Regions from separate parts of the Mus musculus genome. Here region 2 is linked to region 1. A link is a loop called in an ENCODE intact Hi-C map of the cell type or tissue named here. Cell type or tissue: left cerebral cortex. All regions are shown on one strand.

Region 1 (2,500 bases):
TGAACTTGCCAGGGTCACCCCAGGATTCTGCCTCAGCCCTCAGACTCGTGAGTTCTAGATGGCCGCAGAAGCCCAGTTACTGTAAAAGACTCACGTGGGAAATGTATAGAACTTGTCTGAGATGTGATACAAAAGGAGCTAGCTCTGACAGGAGGACACTCACAGAGTCAAAATCAGAGATGATCTCATTGAGGAAGCGTAGACACTCGATGCCGCCGTTGTTGATGCTCTCCTCAGTGTAGAAGTCAGCAAAGTTGGGCAAGGAGGCAAACATGACTCCAATCTCGTCATAAGACTGGCTGTACAGCTCCTAAAAAGAGGCAAGGTCAGCCTGGGATACTGCTGTGCAAACGGGAGGACCAGGGTTGAGTGCATGGGGAGTAGAAGCCAGCTGGCTAGTCACACTAACAGAGAGCCACAGGTTCTGCAAGAGACACTCCTTCCACATATTGGGACAAGCAGTAAAGAACCTTCAGCCTCCATGTGAACACATGCATACACGCGTGCATACACCTCACAGAGAAGGTCCAAGCACTCGAGAGATGGCTGCCTGGTAGGATGGTGAACTACGGGAGCTTCGGTTGGCCTCACAGGATGTGTGTACTCAACTGTTTGAACTCAACTTTGAATGGTTAGAATGAGAAGCACTCCTCCATGGCCCCTGCATCTGTCCCTGTCCTGCCTGCCTTTGGTGATGGACTGCCTGCCTGGAAGTGTAAGATGAAATAAACCCTTCCTCCCCAAGTTGCTTATGGCCACGGTGTTTCATCCCAATAACAGAAACCTCTCCAGGGAAGGTGAGTGGGGTGGTCAGCCACCTTGGTTTGAGAAGGTGTTATTGGCAGGAGGGGCACTCTGGTTCTGTAGGGGGTCCCGAGATGCAGCATACCAGCAATATTGTGTAGCAGAGACCCTGGGAATATCTCTTGGTTTGTTTCTGGTTATGTCCAGCCATACTTGGACTTCCAATCCCAGTTTTAAAGGGACCTTGACTCAGTGCTCCTCAGAGAAAGAATAAGCTCCACATGACATCCTCTTACCTCATCTCTCTTCTTGGACCCCAGAAAATGGCGTGCAACATGCTCAGGCAACATGTTGGTGACCAAGGCCTCGTTCCATCGGCGCATCTCGTAGACACGTTCTTTCTGGTCATGGACCTCAATCTTCCACAAGAACAGTGTTCGGGCCAGTTTTTCCACCTACAACATAGGTCAGGTGAGCTGTGTGCTCTAAAGCCATCCAGTGGAAAGGTTTAGAACGGGGTATTGAATATCGTGTAGGATAACACTGGAAGGAGGCCACTAAATGACAGAAGAGCTGCAAGGAGTCACCTAATCAAAATGACATCCCACAGTTGCATTAAGGACCTGGGCCTCTTGATACAGTAGAGATCCAAGCTGGGCTGGGGCGTAGGGGTCACAAAGAGGGTTCTGCCAGAACCAGGAGGCATCCCCATCTCTAGCAGCTCCATTTATGAAGGGATCTGAGGGAGCTGTACTTTCCTGGCAAACCACTTGGGGGCATCCAAGCTAACTGTCCTTGTATGGATACTTCCTCTTTACCGAACAGAACTTCATTAGGGCCTTTCCCTTTCTCTTCTGACTCCAAGGCTAGCATTTCAGTGAACACCCCCATCACCCATACCCGGGTGAGTGCAGAGGCCTCGAGCCTGCCTAGGGTCATCCTGGAGGAGGACAGAGGAAGAAGCGGGGCACAGCAGAGCTGGTGCATCCCATGGGCCATGTTAGGTGAAGGAGCTGCTGCTTGTTAGGTGCCTGGGCTTCTGAGTTCTAGGATAGCTTGCTGGGAGGCCCTTACCACAGAAGAGGGTGTGGCACTTACGTGGCGCGAGAAGTAGTAAAAGCTCAGCATCATGACGAACATCATCACAGTCATGGAGTACTTGGAAGGCACCAGGGGCAGCCTGCTGGACAGACGGGAGGGACCGTGAAGTGCGCCTTTGCCCCCCTCCAGCTGTGCTATTCACAATCAATCAATCGATCACGGTGGGGGGGGCTTCAGAAGCTTCCCCACCTCAGTTCCTCTCCTAGTCCCCCCCCCCCCCCTCCGCAGCATGTGACTAGGCTTGGACTTGGAATCAACAGCAGCCCTAGCTCCCCTGGCTACAGGCCATTCACACTAACCTGTTCCTCAGATGCTTAGCATCTGACACATCCAAGATATAGGATCTAAGATATACACTGTAGGATTTTGAAGAAGAGACTCCCTAGCAATGGGACCAGGCTACAATCTTGCTGTGGTGCCTTTCTAACTTTAACCATAGTTTTATGTGGACTTAGAGTTAACTTCCATCACTGTATACAACTCTGCTACATGAAGAGGCCATTTTATCTGTTACCACTGATGTCCTTTGTAATATGGATGACGAGGCTACTAGAGATCTTCTCGCATGTCTACCGTGGGGTATATATGTATGTATGAACTTCTCTAAGACGTATATAGAAGTGGAGTTTCAGGGCTATTATGGGTTTTAGAGTTT
Region 2 (2,500 bases), 78 kb after region 1:
GACTGAAGTAGCTTGATTGGTGCCTGGCACGTGGACCTGAAAGAGGCCTTGCTTCACGAAGATCTCCAGTGCACATCCAACCAATTGGGATGTATTTGAGTTCTTCCTTAAAGAAGCAAATGCTCCTTTTGGACCTGTCCATCTCCTAAGCCGTAGCATCAATTATTTTCCTTGAATTTGACAGAACACCTTGTTAGGAGTGAAAGTCGTTTTAGAAGAAAATGTGCTCAAGGGACTGAGGACAGCCCTCAGCATTAAGGGATCAAGCTTTGGGGGCAGCTAAAGATGAGAGAAGAAAAACAGACACAGGGGATGGGGAGCTAGCGAGGGATGCCCTGTCACTCAGGGATAGATGTCCATTTAGAACTTCAGGCATACATTCACAACACCCAGGGAATAGTCCATCACTTAATTGGTCTTCCATTGCTGTGTGTATGGGTGTCCCTCAAATTGTCTGACAAGATCAGTACCCCCCACCCTGCACTCCCCATCCCTCCCACGTGCCTCAGCCCACACTCTCCAGGGCTTTGATTAGAAAGGCAAAGCACAATAACTAACTTCAAATAGAGGCGGAGGGTGAACTCTGTACAAAGCACCAGCCCCATCAGTTTAAGTTGTTTGGGGTCCAGGAATTTATTGCAACTTGTTACATGACGATAAAGGATGTGGTTTTTACTTTTAACAAAGGAATTCATTGATTTTCAAAAGGGGGGGGGGAGAAAAGCTAGTGGCTAGGCTGTGAATGTTAGTTTCTGACTAGCATCCAAGAGGCCTGCATCCCAGCATTGCAAACCAGAGGTATTAAATGCCTGAGATCCCAGCACAATCAAAAGTTCAAGGTCACCCAGAGCTGCTCAGCAAGTCTGAAGCCTGGGCTATGTGAGACCTTGTCTCATAAAAGAAAACCATTAAGTGAGGTATACCTGAACTGCTAGGGACGCAGCTCAGTGCTAGAGGACATTCCTTATACAAGGTCTAGGTTCAGTCCCAGTGCCTACAGTGGTTAAGAGCACTTGCTATTCTTACAAAGGATCCAGGTTCGGTCTCCAGCACCCACACTGAGTGGCTCACAATCTATAACTTTAGTTCTAGGAGATTTGGCACCCTCTTCTGGCCTCTGCGAGCAACAGACACTCCAGAAATGCATACACACTGCGCATACACACAGGCAAGCAAAAAACTTTTTTTTTTTTTAAAACCAGTTATTTACTTACTTTCTTACTTACTTACTTAGTTTAGTTTAGTTTAGTTTAGTTTTTTGAGATGATTTCTCCATGTAACCCTGGCTGTCCTGGAACTTGTTTCATAAACCAGGCTGGCCTCATTTTAGAAATCTAGGAGCCTCTGACTCCTAAATTCTGGGATTAAAAGGGTGTACCACCACACCTCATGGGATTTGTTTTGACACAAGGACACTCATATTACATCTCTGAGTCTTCCAACCCTTGGGCTCCTCTCTAGTCCGTTGTGTGTCAAGGGCACATCATATGCCTGGACCCTGACCTGAGCTTCCTTGTTAGGCCTTCCAGTCCTGCCAATGTCCCAGCCCCACTCTCCACCCTGACTGTTTAAAGAATTATTTATATTTTCTGCATATGAGTATTCGGCCCCTGTGTGTGTATGTTTATGCTTTGTGCGTGTGTTTATGCTGTGTGCATGCCCAGTGCACAAAGAAGCCAAAAGAAGTCACTGGATCTCTGGACACAGGAATTAGGGACAGATTGAGCCACCACATGGGTGCTAGGAACCAAACCTGGGTCTTCTTCAAGAGCAGTCAGTGTGCTTAACCACGGAGCCATCTGTCCAGCCCCTTCACCTAGTTTTGCAAAGGGAGAGGGCTCCATATAGACAGTGCTGGCCTCTTCCTTGCTATCCACTCATTGTCCTCCAGAATCCTCCAGGGTGCCTTACCAATTGGTATAGGAACCTGTTTGCCTGCTCTAAGAGCCAAGTGGACATTGGAGAAACCATAAGAGCTGGCCTCATCCTCTGCCAGCTCTGCCAGGCACCACATCTACCAACAAGACAGACCCTCGGGTAGATACCGTTCACAGTTCCCAGTGACTTTACAATTGGACAAGAGCCTGCCAGGTTGGAAAGGGAGGGTCTGATTGGGCCTACAAGGCATGCATCATAGGTACCTAGAGCCACATGGCCTGCAACAGAAAAGCCTGCAGCACAGCCCAAGCCTGCCCTAATTCTCAGTCAGTGGTGTGTTCTTTCTTGTGGGTCCTGGAAGATGGTAGGAGGTCAGCTGAGGCCTCCCTGGCAGTTACATGTATGGGGTGAATATTTCAACTCAGAGGAGCCGCTCATTGCCTCAGCCCACCATGAAGGAGATCAGGAATTCACCTGTGTGGACCAGGATGCTTCCCAGGGTCTCTGCACTAGCATAACAGATACTCTAGCAGAGCCAATGGCTGATCCCTGAAAGAGATGGTACTGTATATAAGGGCACTGGCTGCCCTCCCCCTGCCCCCGAGGCAGACACCCAGCTTTC

What was found. A loop is a pair of places that touch in the nucleus more often than their neighbours do. Peaks named below come from ENCODE experiments on the same cell type or tissue, not always from the same donor. Only the 100,000 strongest peaks of a DNase experiment are listed, where the experiment ranks them.
Region 2: a loop joins it to region 1, with 2.3 times the contacts of the local background. A loop is called at or near these places in 5 of 42 quality-filtered maps.

Annotation. Positions count from the first base shown.
Region 1 is chr12:4,208,004-4,210,503 of GRCm38, reverse strand. It overlaps Adcy3 (adenylate cyclase 3), which reads right to left. Exons shown (of 21, transcript NM_138305.3): 15 at 1,843-1,927; 16 at 1,041-1,199; 17 at 164-310. It also overlaps a transcript of Cenpo not described here. Among named protein-coding and RNA genes, the nearest start is that of Cenpo, 25 kb to the left of the region's middle. In left cerebral cortex, a CTCF peak has its summit at 1,508 (motif pointing right); a DNase peak (open chromatin) is centred at 1,518.
Region 2 is chr12:4,130,449-4,132,948 of GRCm38, reverse strand. No RefSeq gene overlaps it. Among named protein-coding and RNA genes, the nearest start is that of Adcy3, 2.5 kb to the left of the region's middle. In left cerebral cortex, a CTCF peak has its summit at 1,102 (motif pointing left); no DNase peak of the experiment used is centred here; H3K4me3 peaks cover 154 bases; H3K27ac peaks cover 9 bases.